Regions from separate parts of the Homo sapiens genome. Here region 2 is linked to region 1. The links are chromatin contacts, found by Hi-C or POLR2A ChIA-PET in ENCODE. All regions are on one chromosome and are shown on one strand. The core of a region is the stretch at or near the end of the contact, and the rest is flanking DNA. Distances in the headings are between cores, read along the strand shown.

Evidence for each region. Hi-C counts contacts between places; a loop is a spot of excess contacts on that map. ChIA-PET counts read pairs that join two places held with the same protein, here RNA polymerase II (POLR2A). Pooled maps may share reads with other maps.
Region 2: a pooled map shows a loop between it and region 1 (4-fold over the local background). The contact joins the enhancer-like site here to the promoter of TCHP in region 1. A Hi-C loop is called at or near these places in 1 of 37 single-sample maps with no recorded cell type and 2 of 50 pooled maps. POLR2A ChIA-PET finds 5 or more read pairs at or near these places in 1 of 52 experiments (AG04450).

What each region holds. Positions count from the first base shown.
Region 1 is chr12:109,896,495-109,903,896 of GRCh38, forward strand. TCHP (trichoplein keratin filament binding) reads left to right here and starts at 3,780. Exons shown (of 13, transcript NM_001143852.2): 1 at 3,780-3,932; 2 at 6,533-6,720. The coding sequence starts at 6,533. RefSeq lists enhancers at 3,503-4,343, 4,344-5,184 and a silencer at 4,001-4,110.
Region 2 is chr12:110,911,361-110,915,597 of GRCh38, forward strand. It overlaps MYL2 (myosin light chain 2), which reads right to left. Exons shown (of 7, transcript NM_000432.4): 4 at 2,826-2,930; 5 at 1,886-1,964; 6 at 1,736-1,784. Among named protein-coding and RNA genes, the nearest start is that of MYL2, 7.1 kb to the right of the region's middle. Within about 2 kb of position 2,216, at least 3 of the 41 ENCODE cell types and tissues checked have a DNase peak (open chromatin) inside an H3K27ac peak, as active enhancers do.

The sequences.
Region 1 (7,402 bases), core at 2,530-5,029:
TAGCAGGTGTTCAAGAAATGCTCGTTCCTTTTCTTCTTTTTGCTTTCTCTTAACACCATAGATTCCTTTTTCCTTTGGAGGAGAAGAAAGTACTCAAAATAGGGGATCCATTCACTTTTTCATTCTCAACACAAATATTGATTGAGGCCGGGCATGGTGGTTCATGCCTGTAATCCCAGCGCTTTGGGAGGTTGATGCCTGAGGTCAGGAGTTCAAGACCAGCCTGGGCAACATGGCAAAACCCCAACTCTACTGAAAAAAAATACAAAAATTAGCCGGACGTGGTGGCGGGCACCTGTAATCCCAGCTACTTAAGAGGCTGAGGCAAGAGAATTGCTTGAACCTGGGAGGCAGAGGCTGCAGTGAGCCAAGTTCGCACCACTGCACTCCATCAGCCTGGGTGATAGAGTGAGACTCTGTCTCAAATATATATATAGATAGATATAGATATATAGATAGATAGATAGAGTGCTTACCACATACAAGGCATGGCATGGGGAATGCAGCAAGGAACACGATGATCCCTGCTCTTGTGTTGCAGCAAGAGGGCTTAGGCACTGGGATCAGGCAGAACTGGTTTCAAATCATGGCTCAACCACCTATCAGCTGCGGCTCCTCAGGCAAGCCATGCCACCTTTTCGAGGCTTAGTTTAGGCAATTCTAACATGGGGGCAATAAGATATCTCATAGAATGCCCAAGAGGAGCAAAGGAAAAGGCACTTGTAAAGTTGCTTAATAGCGACAGCCAGCAGCTGTGTAATCAAGAGGTTCAGAGTTGAACTGTGGGGGCCGGTGAGGATGTCTGGCCAGCAAAAGAGAATGGAGGCTGTAATCTGGGGACTTCAGGCTTCCAGGATCAGGCCACTTAGGAATGGTTGCCCTCCGGCATGCTGGTCGAGCCCTAAGCCCTAAAGTTCTGCTAGTGGAGCTTATCTGGTCATTATACAGATGAGGAAACTGAGGCCCAGAGAGTGGAAAGGCCTTGCCCAAGAGGCACAAAATCAGGATCAGGTCTCCCTTACCTTGCCCCAACTCACATATTTCTTTTTCTTTTCTTTTCTTTCTTTCTTTCTTTTTTTTTTTTGAGACAGGGACTCCCTCTGTTGCCCAGGCTGGAGTTCAGCGGTCAGATCTCGGCTCACTGCAACCTCTGCCACCTGGGTTCAAGTGATTCTCATGCCTCAGCCTCCCGAGCTGGGATTACAAGTGCATGCCACCACACCTGGCTAATTTTTGTATTTTTAGTAGAGACAAGGTTTCGCCACGTTGGCCAGGCTGGTATCGAACTCCTGACCTCAAATGATCCACCTGCCTCAGCCTCCCAAAATACTAGGATTACAGGCGTGAGCCACCACGCCTGGTCCAATTCATGTGTTTATGAAGTTCCTGTCGACAGACATTTATGTGTTGGTCTCCTTTGTTGGGTGGGCATCTCTGCTAAGTGACTGCAGTGGGCTGCTGCCACCCCTCTGCACTGGGGACACAACATGAAAGAGTGGCCATGAATTTGCCCAAGGGGGTAGGGATTAATGGGAGGGAAACTTGAGGACTCTTATGCACGCAGTGGGACAGACCCTGATTAAACAGGTGCCAACTAAAGGGGGATGTGAAGGAAGGCTCAAGTTTGGGCTCACCTGGGATGCACTGGATGCTCTACTCCTGGGCATGCTCCATTTATTCTCACACGGGCAACCCTAGAAAGCTGCACTATTTTTTGTTTTGCTTTGTTTTTTGAGACAGAGTCTTGCTCTGTTGCCCAGGCTAGAGTGCAGTGGCATGATCTTGGCTCACTGCAACCCCCGTCTCCTCGGTTGAGGCGATTCTCCTGCCTCGGCCTCCCGAGTAGCTGGGACTACAGGTGCCTGCCACCACGCCCAGCTAATTTTTATATTTTTAGTAGAGACGGGGGTTTCACCATGTGGCCAGGCTGGTCTGAAGCTCCTGACCTCAAGAGATCCGCCAGCCTTGGCCTCCCAAAGTGCTGGGATTACAGGCATGAGCCACCAGGCCCGGCCTGAAAGTTGCTCTATTTTTACTCTCATTCCATGGACTAGGAAGCTGAGGCACAGACAGATGAAGTGACCTGCCCAAGACTACACCAGCATGGTATAGCTTGAAACCTGGGCGTTCTGACTGTAGAGACCATGTTTTGAGACAGGGTCTCACTCTGTCACTCAGGCTGGAGTGCAATGGTGTGATCACGGCTCACTGCAGCCTCCTTGTCCTGAGCTCAAGTGATCCTCCCACCTCAGCCTCCCAAGTTGCTAGGACTATAGGTGTGCACCACCACAGCCTGCTAATTTTATTTATTTATTTATGTATTCATTTATTTATTTAATTTGGAGGTGGAGTCTCACTTTGTCACCCAGGCTGGAGTGCAGCAGCGCAATCTTGGCTCACTGCAACCTCTGCCTCCCAGGTTCAAGCGATTCTCCTGCCTCAGCCTCCCGAGTAGCTGGGAGTATAAGCATCTGCCATCATGCCCGGCTAATTTTTGTATTTTTAGCAGAGACGGGGTTTCATCATGTTGGCCAGGCTGGTCTTCAACTCCTGACCTCAGGTAATCCACCCTCCTGGGCCTCCCAAAGTGCTGGGATTACAGGCGTAAGCCACTGAACCCAGCTGAGGCCATGATGCTGCATCCAGGAAAAACAGAGATGAATAAAGAATGGAGAAATGAAGGGAAGAAGAAATGAAAGAATGGGAAAATGAAAGAAAAGAGAACAAACAAGTATTTTTCTTCATTTTCTTTTTAATGGAATAGTTGGCATGTAATACTTGTAGCACACGAGTTATAAAACATACTAATAGAATGAACACTTTTGAACTCACCACCAATATAAGACTATAATAGAAAGTTATCGGCCGGGTGCAGTGGCTCACTCCTGTAATCCTAGCACTTTGGGAGCCTGAGGCAGGCGCATCACGAGGTCAGGAGATCGAGACCATCCTGACCAATATGGTGAAACCCCATCTCTACTAAAATACAAAAAATTAGCTGGGCGTGGTGGCGTGCGCCTGTAGTCTCAGCTACTCGGTAGGCTGAGGCAGGGTAATCGCTTGAACCCGTAAGGCGGAGGTTGCAGTGAATCGAGATCACGCCACTGCACTCCAGCCTGGCGACAGAGCAAGACTCTGTCTCAAAAAAATAAAAAAGTTACCAATAACTTCCATCTACTTATGCCAGCAGGCCTCTGCCCAAGTTGTACATTGAACACACCTGGGGAATTTTGGAAAACACTGATACTCTCAGATGGGATTTGGGGTTTGGTTTGGGCATCTGGATTTTTTAAAGGTATCTGGATTTTTTCTTCTTTTTTTTGAGACAGTGTCTGGCTCTGTCACCCAGGCTGGAGTGCAGTGGCACAGTCATGGCTCACGGCAGCCTCGATCTCCTGGGCTCAACTGATCCTCCCGCCTCAGTCTCCCGAGTAGCTGGGACCACAAGTCCCACCATGCCCGGTTAAGTTTAAAAAATTTTTTAGAGACAGGAGTCCCTCTGTGTTGCCCAGGCTGGTATCTGGTGATTCTCACGCGCAGCCAGGTTTGAGGACCACTGACTTACATTCTCTTCCCCCTGGTTTCCACCTTCACCTTCACGTGATGGTAACCACCATCCTGAAATACGTGTAGTGCATGGACGGATTCTTTGCCTCCATGCTTCCCTATTTCAAGGAGCAGCGACGTTTGCTATTTATCTCCCGCTGGCCACGACGGGGCACCAGAGAAAAACACAGGCTCCCTACGCGCTGAAGGAGGCTTGGCCCTTGCGACGCTCCGTCGTCGGGCTCGTTGCCGGTGCAAACAGGGAGGAAACAGCCGGCGTTGCTGTAGCGCGTCTGGGAATTACACCGGGGGACTGGCCGGCCCGCTTCGTGCCTGCGGGAAGTCGGGCCGGGGGACTCTTCGGAAACTCCGAGCCTCAGAGAAATGTGAGTCGGAGGGTTGGACTAGGCCGGATCCGGCGTTAGGGCGGGGGCCCGCAGGCGGCCCGCGCGGGCGGGAACCGGGGCGGCAGTCAGCGGGCGCGAGCTCAGGGCGCCTCCGGGGTCCTCACTGCGCTCCCCACGCGCTGTGACCCCATTTGTTGCACGTGCATGTTCAGGTCGAGAGAGGGATGCGACGTGTTCGGGGAGCAGCCCACCTTGTGGGTGGCCAATCCGGGACGGGAATCTTAAACTTTTAACTCTTGGTGCAAAGACTGATCCACTGGCGGCTTTACGGGAGCGGGAAAAAAGTATGTGAAGCTTGCCACGGTCTCGAGACCGAGGTCACACGTTAGCAGCCTGCCGGCTACATTTGGACCATAGACGCAGAGTGTTTGCCCCCAAAACTGGAGGACCTCCAGAATGAGATTCTTGGCGTGCACCAGGCCTTTTCGCTCATTCAGCCGGCGTTCCTACCCAGGCACTGCATCGACCCTACACTTGAGGACAGCTTTTGGGTCAGGGGAATTGGTGCCTGGAGTGAGACTGCTCTCTGCTTTCAAGGCTCCAGCTGTATCCCTACATTGCTCAGGCAATTCCTCTCTCTAGGTCTCAGCTTCTTCATCTGCAAGATGAAAGGTCTGTCCTCCATGGTAGCCCAACATACTTCCGAGTGTTATTATCAGTCCCCTCCCCGGGGACTGCCAGAGCCAGGGCAGGTTGGTCCCAACAGGCAGCCCCTTGCAGCAGAGAGAGCCTGGGCTCTGGTCTCAGACGGACATGAATTAGGAACCCAGCTTGTTTATCTCCTTTACTTCCTGGCTCTGTGATCCTGAGCAAATCACTTTGTAATGCTTAACGTTGTTTTTACTAACCTTGTTTTTTAATGCCTTACCTTGTTTTTACTAACCTTGCTTTTAGACTCTTTTTTTCCCCTTAATCACCTAGCCTTGTTTCCACATGAATTAGCTCTCCCTTAGTTGAGAAAGCCGGATGAACTCCATCTGGTTCCCTCATTTACAAGACATCAAGGACTCCTTACCCACCCCTTTCCTCAAGGAGTTAACTTGTGTAAGCAGAATCTCAACATATCAAAGAGTCCAATTAACTGATAAGGTACTGAAACAAGCAATGTACGAAGTTCCCAGGATTTTGCTCAAAAGATAACACCATAAAACCTTGAGTTGGTGTCGGGCAGAGCACCCATATCTAACATTTTATGAAAGATTTAGAGCCCCTGCACCTGGAACTGTTGTTTCTCTGTAACCATTTGTCTTTTAATTGTTTCTCTGTGACTCTTTGTCCTTTTAATTTTTGCATGTTTTTACTTATGTAGAATTGTTGCATCTGAGCTCCCCTCCCCTTCCTAAACCAAAGTATAAAGGAAAATCAAGCCCCTTCCTCGGGCCAAGAGAATTTATTAGCCGTCTCTTGGGCACTGGCTAAATAAAGGACTCTTAATTTCGTCTCAAACTGTGGCGTTTCTCTAACTCGCTCGGGTACAACAACTTTACCTCTTCAACGTAAGTTTCCTTACCTGCCAAATAGCGAGGTGATTGTAAGAATGAAAAAAAGTCATATGTATTGAGTGCTTGGCACATACATGTGTTCCTTACATTATTGTCTCTGTTTAAGCACAGCATAAATGCCCCCGATGTGCCTAGTCTAGCAATCTTAGGACAATCCCTGTGTCTGTCTGTTGTGTTCCTGGTGATGGCTGGCCCACAGCTGGGTGCACGCAGTCCAGAATTTTTTATGTTTTTGTTTTTTTGAGACAGAGTCTCACTGTCACCCAGGCTGAGTGCAGTGGCGCTATCATGGCTCGCTACAGCCGTGACCTCCTGGGCTCAAGCAATCCTCCTGCCTCAGCCTCCTGAGTAGCTGGGACTACAGGCGCACCACCACTCCTGGCTAATTTTTGATTTTTTATAGAGATGAGTCTCATGATGTGGCTGGTCTCCAACTCCCGGCCTCAAGTGATCCTCCTGCCTCAGCCACCCAAAGTGTTGGGATTACAGGCATGAGCCACTGTGTCTGGCTAAGGTTTATTTGTTTTGTTTTGTTGTGTTTTGAGATGGAGTCTTGCACTGTCGCCTAGGCTGGAGTGCAGTGGGACAATCTTGGTTCACTGCAACCTCCACCTCCTGGGTTCAAGTGACTCTCCTGCCTCAGCCTCCCAAGGAGCTGGGATTACAGACGCCCACCAGCACGCCTGGCTAATTTTTTGTATTTTTAGTGGAGACAGGGGTTTCACTATGTTGGCGCAGCTGGTCTCGAACTCCTGACCTCGTGATCTGCCCACCTTGGCCTCCCAAAGTGCTGGGATTACAGGCGTGAGCCACGGCAAATTTAAAAGGATGATTTGCAGCACTAGTGGCAGATCATTTTAAAAAATGCTGGTGCCTGGGCCCTACTAAGTTTTTTGATTGAATTAGTTTGGAGTGGGGCTCAGACACGGTTTTGTTTGTTTGTTTGTTTTAAAGTTCCACCAGTTGATTTCACTGTGCAGCCAAGGGGTGGTGACCACTCGTTAAAGGGATGAGGCCAAGCTGGTGAGGGTTCCTGGGATTTGCAGTGGCTCACTTTCCTCCCATTCCTGTTCTCAGATGGCGCTCCCGACGCTGCCGTCCTACTGGTGCAGCCAGCAGCGCCTGAATCAGCAGCTAGCACGACAGCGAGAGCAGGAGGCCCGGCTTCGGCAGCAGTGGGAGCAGAACAGCCGTTACTTCAGGATGTCTGACATCTGCAGCTCCAAACAGGCAGAATGGAGCTCTAAAACCTCCTACCAGCGGAGGTAATTGTGCGGTAACTGCCGATTGGATGGAAGTGGGGACCACTTGCTGGTCAGGGGATGAGGCCTTAAGGATTTAGGGAGCGTAGGATTTGCCAGGCAGTATGAATTACCTGCATGGTGATGTTTTTCCAGCTGGAAATGGAAAAAAAGATCATCAGTGCAGCCATACATTGGCATTGAAAAAGATAAAATGATGCAGAAGCATATGATAGAATTTGGAAGCCTGGTTGTAACCCCATATCCCCAGAGACAGCCACAGTTAACAGTCTGGCACATATCCTTCCATGCTGTTTCCCACTGGTATTTGTGCTTAAATATACACACACAAAGCTACTTTTATAGAAATACGTGTAAAAACATGGAGGCCAAAAGCATAGGCTTTGAAGTCAGACCTAGATGGAAATCCTGACCGTGTCTCTTGCTGAATGTATGAGCTTTGGTTTCCTCATCAATCAAGTGGGGCTACAGCAGACCTATGCTGTAGGATTTATGTGATGGATAATATATACATTATTTATACATTTATACATTTTCTTTTTGCAAAAAACAAGATTTTCTCTTACACATACTATTCTGTGACCTGCTGTCTCTGCTTTGGCTGGGGACACATTCCTGTGTCGTCATGACACATCTACCTCAGCCTCTTTTACCGACACAGCAGAGCAGAGCACGTTCCCTGTGG
Region 2 (4,237 bases), core at 966-3,465, 1.0 Mb after region 1:
TGCCCTTTCTGGGGCAGCCCACAGCCAGCGGATGGGATTGGTGTGGGGGTATAAAGGCACGGCCATCTCGCCCAACTTGGTACCTCTCAGGAGAGCTGTAGAATAAGCTCCCTCCCTGGGTAGTCAGCAGTGCCGATCTTTGGGCCTAAATCTTGGCTCAACTTCTTCCTTCATGCACTTTTCCTTCCTTGCCCTTCCCTGTTCTTCCTTTCTTGCCCTTCCCTGTTCTTCCTTCCCTGACCCCAAGGGCCCTCCCAAGTAAACATCATGCAGAGATGTCCCTGGAAACCCAGCCTTCCACTGGGATCACAAACTCAAGGGTTCCGAGGGGCCAGGCAGGTTATGCAAGGGAGCAGGATAGGTCCTATGGCTAAATGGAGACACGTGGCCATCTAAAAAGGTGACATGAAGTGACCACAGGGTCCAGGGTGTCAGAAATCTAGATTTTTGTTTTTACACAAAATTTCCCCATTTAAAAAGCATTGGCTAGTTATTATTATTATTTTTTTAAAACATACTGGCTATTCATAGCTAGCACTTATATTGCCCTTGCCACAAGTTCACACTTTCCCCACATTAACATGTCGAATCCTCGCAATCTCCTATGAGGTAGCTTCTATTATTATTCCCACTTTACAGATGAGGAAATTGAGGTGCAGTGAGGTTAAGGAGCTTGTTCAAAGCACACAGCAGGTGGAAAGTGAAGGCAGCCCTTTTAGCTGCTTGAATTTTGGGGGAGGGAAAATCTACATACAATTTTTAGTAAAATGTGGAACTTGATGGAAACAGGCCTGTGAGGCTATGAGGGGAGCATTTAAAATCGACTCATTAAGGTTCACTAATAAGGTTGACGGCACCATTGCTTGCTCATACAGAAGCTTTGGCAAATTAGCAAAAGTGCCCCTTCTACCAAACTCACTACCGCACCACCTGAGTTGAAAAAAAAAAAAATTATTACCAGACACTTTACTGCCAGTTCTGGAAAGCTGTTGCAACAAATACACAGTCTGATGACTTTTATGAAACTGACATTTAGAAGAATTGTTCAGTGCACAACTCACATGACAGTATGTGGCGGCCCTTCACGCCATAATAATGTCATGCTCTAAGCAGGTCTCTATGCATCGTGAGCAAGGCAGAACCTGCAGTCACGCAGACCTAGGTTTGAATCTAGGTCCTGGCATTTACTATTAGTGTTGTTATTTTATTTTATTTTTGAGACAGAGTCTTGCTCTGTTGCCCAGACTGGAGTGCAGTGGCATGATCTTGGCTCATTGCAACCTCTGCCTCCCGGGTTCAAGCGATTCTCGTGCCATGCGTCAGCCTCCTGAGTGGCTGGGAATACAGGCGTCCACCACCATGCCCAGCTAATTTTTGTATTTTTAGTAGAGACAGGGTTTCCTCATGTTGGCTAGGCTGGTCTCAAACTCCTGGTCTCAAGTGATCCTCCTGCCTTGGCCTCCCAAAGTGCTGGGATTACAGGTGTGATTATTGTTATTTTAGATGAGTGACTTTACTTCCCTGGGTCTCAGTTTGCCTATCTGTAAAATGGCAGTTATGCCAGTCCCTACCTCATAGGGTGGCAGAGAATGAAATGAGGCCAGGCCTCAGAAGACGATAGCTGGTTCTCTGTCAGTGTGGGGTCAGGGGTGCTTTAGACGAGAGGGGAGACGGAGCCCCCCAGAAGGAGAACCCAGGAGCTGGGTTAGAGGGAGTGCTTGAAGGACCCCATTACCTCCTCCTTGGAAAACCTCTCCGCCTGCGTGGTCAGCATTTCCCGAACGCTGCAGAGAAAGGAAAGCAGGTGTTGGTGTCAGTTGTGTGTGTGTAGGGGGGACAGGGGGCAAGCAGGGAACCCCCTTCCTCCCCCACAGACCCCACTCACTAATCAGCCTTCAGCACCCCTTTGCCTTCAGGGTCAAACACTTTGAATGCGTTGAGAATGGTTTCCTCAGGGTCCGCTCCTGAAACGGAACACAGGGCTTACATGTACTGGGGGTGGCTGGGAACCACTGGCACCCCAGGCAGCAGGGCCCAAGTTCCCCCAGAGATGAAGGGGCCAGAGCAAGGCTGCTTTGCATGGAGGAAAAAGACCCTGCTTTCGTCTGATCACTGAGCCTCTGTATTTCGAAGAGAGGGCTGAGAACCCAAGGTCAAACATCATCTAGATTTGAAAGCCTGGGATTCAAATCTTAACCCTGGCACTTGCTAGCCATGTGGCCTCAGACAAGGGACTTTCTGTCTCTTAGTCTCAGTTCCCCATCTGTAAACTGGTGATAAGAATAGAGCATACCTCCTAGTTGCTATTAAGTGGGGTAATGCATATAAAGTGGTTAGCATGAGGTCTGACTTAGGTTAAGTCTTGGAGCAATGTTAGTTGCTGTGTTTTTGTTTTGTTTTGTTTTGTTTTGAGACAGAGTCTCACCTTGTTACCAAGGCCGGAGTGCAGTGGCACAATGTCAGCTCACTGCAACCTCTGACATCCCGGTTCAAGGGATTCTCCCGCCTCAGCCTCCTGAGTACCTGGGACTACAGGTGCACACCACCATGCCTGGCTAATTTTTTTGTGTGTTTTTAGTACAGATGGGGTTTCACCATGTTGGCCAGGTTGGTCTTGAACTCCTGACCTCAAGTGATCTGCCCGCCTCGGCCTCTGAAAGTGCTGGGGATTACAGGCATCAGCCACTGCGCCCAGCCAAGTTGCTGTTTTCATTATTTTTTTCCAATGGTGCTTTATCTCTTTTAAAGTTAACCATCTTCTGCCAGCCCCCCCGAAGAAACATAGACACATACACACAGACACACACACACACACACGACCTTACCCTTAAGTTTCTCCCCAAACATTGTGAGGAACACAGTAAAGTTAATTGGACCCGGAGCCTCCTTGATCATTTCATCAATTTCTTCATTTTTCACGTTCACTCGCCCTAGGGTAGGAAACACACACTCAGGGACTCCGAGCTGGGGAGAAAGAACCATTATGACACTGCCATTGGCTCCTGGGATTCCACTTCAAGAAATCTAGTCTAGAAATCATCAGAGATGGGGTGGATGGAGGCAAAGATCTTTTCTGAGAAGATGTTCTTGACAGTGTTATTTATAATAACCAAATGACTGGAAGCGACCCTAACATCTGATGTGGGAAGGTGTTCGTTATTTATTTATTTTTCTTTGAGACAGGGTCTGGCTGTGTCACCCAGGCTGGAGTGTAGTGGTACAATCTCGACTCACTGTAACCTCCGCCTCCCAGGTTCAAGCGATTCTCGTGCCTCAGCCTCCCAAGTAGCTGGGATTGCAGGTGCATGCCACCATGCCTGGCTAATTTTTGTAGTTTTTTGGACAGACAGGGTTTTGCCATGTTGCCCAGGCAGGTCTCGAAGTCCTGGGTTCAAGTGGTCCTCCAGCCTACGCCTCCCAAAGTGCTGGGATTACAGGTGTGAGCCACCATGCCGGCCAGTTCATTATATTTAAAATAGTGTCTTCAGAACCTGGAACATTTGATGCAGATATTTTCATTTTTCACTCAAATGGGAAAGGCTCATGTTGTAAATTAGCCCTTCACAGTTGGAGGCGGGAGAGACAGATCAGGATCACCTGAGGGAACTTTTACAAGTTAAACCTGCTGTAACCCACAGCCGTGGAGGTTCTGATTTACCTGCTCTAGTCCTGCCACAAGCCTAACTTTGTGCAAATAAGAAAAATCTGTCATTTTTTAAGCCAATGTATGTTTTAAGTATAAAAAGCTACACTCACTACAAATGTGAATACTTCCCTGTAGAATTGTGCAGTGCGCAGTCTGCACAGCTGTGTATGGTTGCCCTGAGTTCTAAGGTCAGGAGTAAGTGGTGGTGGCGGGTAGCAGATTGGGCATGTATATTTTGAAGAAACTCCATGTACTCATGCTCACACTGTTGAGATGATACATTTTAGAAGATAAATTCGAAAGAGAATGATTCCAATAATTTAAAAAACTAAAACCCAAACCTAACAGACATGTCTAGAAAGACTTAGAGGAGGGACTGGAATGTTCACAGTGGAATATGACCTTCTGGGTGATGTCATTTTCTCCTTTATACTTTTCTGCATTTTTTCCCCATTTTCTGTTGTGAGCTGACATTGCATTCAAAATCACACAAAAAAGTTATTTCAAGAGAAAAAAAAGATATCTGAAGGTACTCAAAGACTAAACACTTCTTTCCCATCCCCTGAAATTTGTCTTAAAGACCAGTTGTGG